Regions from separate parts of the Homo sapiens genome. Here region 2 is linked to region 1. A link is a contact called in ENCODE Hi-C or POLR2A ChIA-PET data. All regions are on one chromosome and are shown on one strand. Each heading gives the region's core, a stretch centred on a gene start or an enhancer-like site at or near the end of the contact. The rest is flanking DNA. Distances are from core to core; before and after follow the strand shown.

The links. A loop is a pair of places that touch in the nucleus more often than their neighbours do. ChIA-PET counts read pairs that join two places held with the same protein, here RNA polymerase II (POLR2A). Pooled maps may share reads with other maps.
Region 2: a map with no recorded cell type shows a loop between it and region 1 (4-fold over the local background). The contact joins two enhancer-like sites. A Hi-C loop is called at or near these places in 4 of 168 maps with a recorded cell type or tissue (B cell, CD4-positive, alpha-beta memory T cell, naive thymus-derived CD4-positive, alpha-beta T cell and 1 more), 1 of 37 single-sample maps with no recorded cell type and 9 of 50 pooled maps. POLR2A ChIA-PET finds 5 or more read pairs at or near these places in 13 of 52 experiments (CD4-positive, alpha-beta T cell, H1, HEK293T and 9 more).

Annotation. Positions count from the first base shown.
Region 1 is chr7:105,254,611-105,259,076 of GRCh38, reverse strand. All of the region lies in intron 2 of SRPK2 (SRSF protein kinase 2), which reads left to right. Among named protein-coding and RNA genes, the nearest start is that of SRPK2, 130 kb to the left of the region's middle. Within about 2 kb of position 2,061, at least 3 of the 41 ENCODE cell types and tissues checked have a DNase peak (open chromatin) inside an H3K27ac peak, as active enhancers do.
Region 2 is chr7:105,350,570-105,354,989 of GRCh38, reverse strand. All of the region lies in intron 2 of SRPK2 (SRSF protein kinase 2), which reads left to right. It also overlaps the pseudogene LOC124901716. Among named protein-coding and RNA genes, the nearest start is that of SRPK2, 36 kb to the left of the region's middle. RefSeq lists an enhancer at 2,557-2,636. Within about 2 kb of position 2,714, at least 27 of the 41 ENCODE cell types and tissues checked have a DNase peak (open chromatin) inside an H3K27ac peak, as active enhancers do.

The DNA.
Region 1 (4,466 bases), core at 812-3,311:
TAATTGAATACCCTTTATTTCCTTTTCCTGCCTGACTGCCCTGGCCAGAACTTCCAACACTATGTTGAATAGGAGTGGTGAGAGAGGGCATCCCTGTCTTGTGCCAGTTTTCAAAGGGAATGCTTCCAGTTTTTGTCCATTCAGTATGATATTGGCTGTGGGTTTGTCATAAATAACTCCTATTACTTTGAGATAGGTTCCATCAATACCTAGTTTACTGAGCGTTTTTAGCATGAAGGGCTGTTGAATTTTGTTGAAGGCCTTTTCTGCATCTATCGAGATAATCATGTGGTTTTTGTTGTTGGTTCTGTTTTTATGTGATGGATTACGTTTGTTGATTTGTGTATGTTGAACCAGCCTTGCATCCCAGGGGTGAAGCCAAGTTGATTGTGGTGGATAAGCTTTTTGATGTGCTGCTGGATTCAGTTTGCCAGTATTTTACTGAGGATTTTCGCATCAGTGTTCATCGTGGATATTGGCCTAAAATACTCTTTTTTTGTTGTGTCTCTACGAGGCTTTGGTATCAGGATGATGCTGGACTGATAAAACATAGTCATTTACATCCCAAATATTAGTATTTTGTGTATCACCTTGGTGTTTTTTTGTCACATTTGCACTCCACACTGTGCTTTTTTTCTTTCTTTTTTTTTTTTTTTTTTGAGACCGAGTTTCGCTCTTGTTACCCAGGTTGGAGTGCAATGGCATGATCTCGGCTCACTATTACCTCTGCCTCCCGGGTTCAAGCAATTCTCCTGTCTCAGCCTCCCGAGTAGCTGAGATTACAGGTGCATGCCACCACGCCTGGCTGATTTTTGTATTTTTAGTAGAGATGGGGCTTCATCATATTGGTCAGGCTGGTGTAGGACTCTGGACCTCGTGATCCGCCTGCCTCGGCCTCCCGAAGTGCTGGGATTACAGGCGTGATCCACCGCACCTGGCCTCATATCATGCTTTCCTTTTTTTTTTGTTTTTGGAGATGGAGTCTTGCTCTGTCACCCAGGATGGAGTGCAGTGGCACGATCTCGGCTCACTGCAACTGTCTCCTAGGTTCAAGCAATTATCCTGCCTCCCCCTCCAGAGTAGGTGGGACTACAGGCGCGTGCCACCACGCCTGGCTAACTTTTTGTATTTTTAGTAGAGACGGGGTTTCACTGTGTTAGGGTGGTCTCAGTCTCCTGACCTCTTGCTCTGCCTGCCTCGGACTCCCAATGTGCTGGGTTTACAGGTGTGAGCCACTGCACCCGGCCATTCTTTTTTATTTTTAAATTTCTTAAAATAAATGTAAAACCTTTTAATGCTTTTTAAAGCTTAATTTTCTTTAAAAAGGAATCTTTGTGTCTCCACCAGCAATAGAGAACCTGTATTGTTTGCCTTAAAAAAAAAAATGACTGTTAAACCCTGTCTAGATTCTGTTGTCTGATAAAGGCTCCAAGCCTGAGCCATATGCTCTCTGTGTTTACAAGGGAAGTTAAATTTGCAGGTGTCATAAAGGGACATAAATATGTGTTAGCACCAAAGTGAGAGTTGTTCTCATACACCCAGACAGATTGAAAGAACCTCGGAAAAGGAATAACTTCCTCAGTATTTGATTCAGTGTAATTCAATACCAGGTTTCAAGTATCACCTAAGATAATTTTGCATGTCAGCAGTGGCACTTCCTCTTCTCTTTGGGATCCTCTTCTGCTCCAGCAATGTAGATTATGATGAATTTATCAGGGAGGTTCTGAACAAATGTGAGCAGCTATTATAATAACAATAGCAACAATAAAAACTCTACTTTCAACAGTCATAGTGCAGATTCCTTTTGTAACAATCTTTTATGTACTGGGGCTGGAAGAAATTAAGACTAATTTTAGTAGATTTTATTTGTTATCCATCCACCCAGCATTTTTTTCAGCAGCTGCTATGCACTAGCCACTTAGTGATTTGGAAATCAGGGAGCCACAAAGCCAGCACAGAAATGTAGGTTTTGTACAGAATATCAGTGTACAAACCTTGCATGGAAGACACATTCGTGGGTGGCTGGCCCCTGGCATAATTTGTTCTGTTTCTTGGACATGCAGTGCTAAGTACTCTAATGGACAACACTACAGTGAGTAGCTTTTGGCACTCCTTAGAAAGAATTGCACATAACTAATAATTGCACTTCTGGGAAACTTACTTTAAAAGATGAGTGGTATGGTAAAGAGGTTACAAACACAGTTGCTTACCAAGAGTATGTCCAATGAGTGGCTACAGCCAGGTGGGGAGCACAGAAACTGGAGATGATGACACCATCTAGATGTGGGTGCTGATCGGCTCTCTTGCTGATTGCTGCCGTGTAGAAATACCGGGCAAGTTTTGCCTGCTCTTGTGATTTTTTTTACGAGTTGAACATTTGGATTTTTATGTCAAATCTCTTCATTTTAAATGCTTGTGTGGCTGAGCACAGTGGCTCATTCCTGTAATCCAAGTGCTTTGGGAGACCAGAGTGGGAGGATTGCTTGAGGCCAGGAGTTCAAAACCAACCCATGCAACATACCAAGACCCCCGTCTCTACAAAATAATTTAAAAATAAGTTGGGCATGGTGATGTGTACCTGTAGTCCCAACAATTCAGGAGGCTGCGGTGAGAGGATCTCTTGAGCCTGGGAGTTTGAGGTTACAGTGAGCTGTGATCGCACCATTGCACTCCAGCCTGGGTGACAGAGTGAGACTCTGTCTCTAAAAATACATACATACGTACGTACATACATACATAATGGTGCAAGTTAGAAACAAAACAGTAACTCAAAACAGCCTTAACAATAAGAGTATCTCCTCTTCAGATTCAGCCTATGGTAAATATTTTTCTTCTGTGCTATAGCACATTGATTCTCAATTTGTGAGCCACAGACTTGTGCAGACTTATTGTAGGGGATTTTTAAATACTGTGATTACTAAGCATTAGCTGTAGATTGAAATAATGGAAGTAAAATTATCTTGATGCTCACAGGTGTGTCTCTGGATTTTTCTGACATTTGAGGCATGCCAAACACTGCAGATCACTGCTCTAATAGCCATACTAAAATAACAGTACAAAATTCAATAAGGTATTAACTGTATGTAATAGGAAGAGCCCTGACAGATGTGCATTTTTCTTGTTCTCGCTCTCTCTCTTTTTTTTTTTTTCAATTTGAGATGGACTCACACTATCGCCCAGGCTGGAGTGCAATCTTGACTCATTGCAACCTCTGCCTCCCAGGTTCAAGCAAGTCTCCTGCCTCAACCTCCTGAGTAGCTGGGATTACAGGTGCCCACCAGCACGTCCAGCTAATTTTTGTATTTTTAGTAGAGAAAGGGTTTCACCATGTTGGCCAGGCTGGTCTTGAACTCCTGACCTCAGGTGATCTGCCCGCCTCAGCCTCCCAAAGTGCTGGGATTACAGGCAAGAGTCACTGTGCCTGGCCTAGATGTGCGTTTCTCAACTTGGATATCATTGATTTGTTCTGTAAATATTTATGTACCCACTATGGTAGAACTTAAGCTTTATAAATAATCTGAAAATGGTGGAGGTAGAAAAATGTTCTGTTTTCAAAACTGCCACCTCATTATTCCCCGCCTTTCCCTTTTCCTTCTTTTCCATCTGTCTTTTCCTCCCTTCACCTACCCTCCCCCCAGGAAATATATTGAGACTAGTTTGATAACTACCTATAATGCAGTAGAAAAAAGGGGGTCAGAGAAAATGCAGATCACAGTAGAAGGTTATGATGGAGGATAGTCAGATGCACACGCAGATACGGGTATTTGCTGTGCAACTAGTAAAGGTGACTAACAAAATTGGCTTTAAGCTTCTTGACAGCCATACTAAGGAAATAATTAACATTGCTCTTTTCATCTGTAAGGAGAAACAATATTAGTTTCCCCGGTAGAACCAAACCTTTTCCTCTAACTTAATTATCATTTTAGCATAACTTTTTTTCTACATATCTTAAATGCTTATTTATTTTAGAAATTTCAGATAAAATGATGATAAGGCACTGAGCTGTTAATCATTAAAGTTCAGTCACCATGATTAATTTTTTCTGGCCAATTTTTTGTTTTAGTCTAAGATCTATAAAAAGCAGATGGGCCAGATGCAGTGGCTCATGCCTGTAATCCCAGCACTTTGGGAGGCCGAGGCGGGTGGATCATCTGAGGTCAGGAGTTCAAGACCAGCCTGGCCAACATGGTGAAACCCCATCTCTACTAAAAATACAAAAATTAGCTGGGTGTGGTGGTGTACACCTGTAATCCCAGCTCCTCAGGAGGCTGAGGCAGGAGAATTGTTTGAACACAGTAGGCAAAGGCTACAGCGAGCCAAGACCACACCACTGCACTCCAGCCTGGGTGACGGGGCGAGACTCTGTCTCAAAACAACAACAACAATAACAACAACAACAACAAAAAAAAAACAAGCAGATGTACTTCAACGATAACATCATCACCAACCGTACAATCCAGTATCAT
Region 2 (4,420 bases), core at 1,465-3,964, 95 kb before region 1:
ATGATTTAATTTATATCAAATATCTGGAATAAGCAAACTCATAGAGACAGAAAGTAGATTTATGGTTACCTAGAGCTGGTGGGGAGGGGGAAATATGGGGCGTGCCTGTTGATGGGTATGTGTTTCTTTTTGGGGTGATAAAAATACTGTAAAATTGATTTTGGTAATGGTTGTACAGCTCTGTGAATATACTGAAGTCATTAAGTTGTGCACTTTAATTGGGTGAATTGTACATGTGAGTTATATATCTGACTGTAGTTGTTATTAAAAAACAACAGGAGGCCATGTGGGCTGCTAGGAGTAGCAATGTCTGTTCCCAGCCAGCAGGTAGAGACCAGGGCTGGACAGAGGAGTATGGGCTGTGCTGCAGATTATTTGTGGTACCCAACTGTTGCATAAAACAGGGTGTGATCTCTTGCATTGCTATGCATGAGTGGATTCCCAGTAAATTGTGCCAGGCTGCCTGATGATGTGTGGCTTGTGCTTTGGATCGTAATGCTTACCTATGCTACTTAAGTTACATACCCTGTGGCCTTTGTGGCCAGGACTGTGGGCTACTACCTGGAGTGATTCGTTAGGGGAAAGGACCCACAGCCTGTGCAGGAGGAAAAAAGCATCTCTGAGTACAGGGTGGATGAGCTGGATGAGCTGCCGGGCAAGAGCCACGCACACCCAGGTGGTGAGTCTTAAGGATAAGGTGGAATTTGCCCCATAGCTGTCCTGGACAGAAACTGCCCAGAGAAGAATGAATGGAGGACATAGGGCTCTGTGGTCCCACCATACATGGGGAGACCTGTGACTGGTCCTGTTACCATGTCAACTTAGCCCCAAACCCATCTCTGATTGACTTGGTTGCTTATTTTGGCACATTCTTGCTCCACACAGCCACATACATACTGGCTGCTCCTCGAAGGCCAGGCAGATGCAGCAGCTGTTGGGCCAGCAAAGAGGAAGGTCCTGGAAGGTTCTGGCCTGAACGCTGCATCTGTTGTGTGACAGCCACAACTGCTCAGGCTTCCTTGTCTGTGGGTGCACTGTGGGGAGGAGTGTTATGATAAGAACATTGGCTCTCAGTCTCCCTGGGGAGAAGTTTGGCCTCACGTGGGATTTGGGCGTTGCCTTTAGGAAGGCTCTCTGCATGTCTAGTTCCAGTTTGTACTGGGAAGAATTAAAAAAGTCTGCCAGCTTCTTTAGTTTGTCCTGTCTTTTGTGATGATTCTTTCTGAGATCCCCTCCTATCAGCTCAGGAGTGGGATTTTCTGGAGAAGGAAAGTGTTTTTCTGTTCCTTACTGCTCACCTTGGGGCATTCAGGAACATGGGCCTGATGAATTTGCTTGAAGGCAGTCTGTAATCCCATCACTTTGGGAGGCCAAAGAAGGCGGATCATTTGAGCTCAGGAGTTTGAGACCAGCCTGAGCAACGTGACAAAACCCTGTCTCCACCAAACAACAACAACAACAACAACAACAACAACAACAACAACAAACTGGGCTGGATGGCACGCTCCTGTAATCCCAGCTACTTGGGAGGCTGAGATGGGAGGATTGCTTGAGCCCAGGAGGTCAAGGCTGCAGTGAGCCATGATTGCACCACTGCATTCCAGCCTGGGTGACAGAGGGAGACTGTTTCAAAAAAAAACACAAAAAAACAAAACCATTACCTGGAAGAATTCTAACAGCACTATTATTCTCATTTTACAGATGAGGAACTGAGGCACAGAAATGTTCAGCAGCAGGCCCATTGTTTAGAGCTGATAGGTTGTAGAGCTGAGATTTAAAACTACCAAGTCGAAGCTTACAACTGTGCTATCTTACTTTTTTCAATTAAGAGTCATCCTTATGGAACTTTGGAGTTGGGAGTTCCTTAGCAATTACTTAATCTAACCCTTTCATTTTACTGATGAGAAAATTGAACCTTAGATAATAAGGGATTTATGACTTAGTCTCAGAGATAGGCAGGTAAACAACTAGCAGTGACACAAGGTGGAATAGAATGTTAACCAATAGAGGTACTGGCATTTACTGTGTGAAATTAAGGGAGGGATCATGTAATTCTGATGACTAGCCAAGAGCTTTTTTTTTTTTCTTTTGAGATAGAGTCTCGCTCTGTCACCCAGGCTGGAGTGCACTGGTGCAATCTTGGCTCATGCAACCTCCATCTCCTGGGTTCAAGCAATTCTCCTGCCTCAGCCTCCCGAGTAGCTGGGATTACAGGCGTGCGCCACCACAGCCAGCTAATTTTTGTATTTTTAGTAAGAGACTGGGTTTCACTATGTTGGCCAGGCTGGTCTCGATACCCTGACCTCAAGTAATCTGCCCACCTTGGCCTCCCAAAGTGCTGGGATTACTGGCGTGAGCCACCACACCCAGCCCCTAGTTGTATTAGCTATTTATTACCACATAACAAGTTACTGTGAAGCATAGTGGTTTAATGCAACATTTATCATCTTAGTTTCTGTGGGTTAAGAATTTGGAAGCAGTTGAGTGGGGTGGTTCTGGCTCAGGGTTGCAGTCATTTTGAAGGCTTGGCTGAGGCTGGAGGATCTGCTTCCAGGCTGTTGGCAGGAGGCCTTGCCTGTTGCTCTGTGGACCTCTTCTTGAATGTTCTCACAACATGTCAGCTGGCTTCATCAAGAGGGAGCAAGGAGGAAGCTGCGGTTACATTTTTATAACACACCCTTAGAAGACCTCACACTGCCACTTCTGCCACGTTTGTTAGAAGGGAGTTACTGGGTACAGCCCACACTCAAGGGAGAGTTCAGGTTCTGCCCTTTGAAGAGATGCAAATTAAGTAATTTGTGAACATATTTTTGAAACCACCACACTAGCTAAGCATATTGAGGAGGAGAAACAGTGGTGAAGAGTTAAAAGACGGGGATTCTAGACCCAGCTCTGCTGCTTGCTCCATAGGGAGGGAATGATTCATCCTTCCTGAATCTCTTATTTTCTCTAGGAAAATAGGATCATCAAACTGCACAGCCTGCTTTACAGTGGATTATAAGGGTGTCTTAGTCTGTTTACTGTTGCAGTAACTGAATTTCTGAGACTGGGGATCATCAAACTGCACAGCCTGCTTTACAGTGGATTATAAGGGTGTCTTAGTCTGTTTACTGTTGCAGTAACTGAATTTCTGAGACTGGGTTATTTATTTCTTCTTCTTCTTCTTCTTCTTTTTTTTTTTTTTTGAGATGGAGTCTTGTTCTTGTCTCCCAGGCTGGAGTGCAATGGCACAATCTTGGCTCACTGCAGCCTCCGCCCCCCGGGTTCAAGCGATTTTGCTGCCTCAGCCTCCCGAGTAGCTGGGATTATAGGTGCCGGCCACCACACCCAGCTAATTTTTTGTATTTTTAGTGGAGATGGGGTTTCACCATTTTGGCAAGGCTGGTCTTAAACTCCTGACCTCAGGTGATCCTCCTGCCTCGGCCACCCAAAGTGCTGGGATTACAGGTGTGAGCTACTGCGCCCGGCCGGTGATTTATTATTATTATTATTATTTTTGAGACGGAGTGTAACTCTGTCACCTAGGGTGGTCTCAAACTCCTGACCTCAGGTGATTCGCCCTCCTCAGCCTCCCAGAGTGCTGGGATTACAGGGGTGAGCCTGTTGCCCATCCTTAACCAGGGGTGGGCCTGGTTAAGACTGGGTAATTTATAAAGAAAAGGAATTTATTTCTTTCAGTTCTGCATGCTGGGAAGGCCAAGGTCAAGGGGTGCATCTAATGAGGACCTTCTTGCTGGTGGGGACTCTGCAGAGTCCCAAGGTGGCCTAGAGTATCACATGGTTAGGGGGCTGAGTGTGCTAGCTCAGGTCTCTTCCTCTTATAAAGCCACCAGTCGCACTCCCAGGATAATCCGTTAAAATTCGTTAACTCATTAATCCATGAATAGGTTCCATTCATGAGGGCAGAACCGTCATGACACAGTCACCTCTTAAAGACCTGCCTCATAATACCCACATTGGGGATTAAGTTTTAACGTGAGTTTCAGATGGGATAAACATTCAAATCATATCACAGGGTGGTAGCAAATAGATAAAGCGCGTAAGATAGGCTCTGTAAACTTTAATGTAGTATAGGGTTGGCTGGCAGACGTGGCTTCTTACCCTAATCCTGCTGTGTAATGGCTTAATAGCCATGTAATCTGAACATGTTTAAGCTATCTGTGTGCCTCAGTTTTCTCATTTGTAAAATGGGATTAATTATAGCAACTATAGCACTTTGGGAGGCCAAGGTGGGGAGGTCAGGAGTTGGAGACCAGCCTGGCCAATATGGAGAAACCCCGTCTCTACTAATACAAAAATTAGCTGGGTGTGTTGGCGTATGCCTGTAGTTCTAGCTACCTGGGAGGCTGAGGCAGGAGAATTACTTGAAACGGGGGAGGCGGAGGTTGCGGTGAGCTCAGATTGAGCCACTGCACTCCAG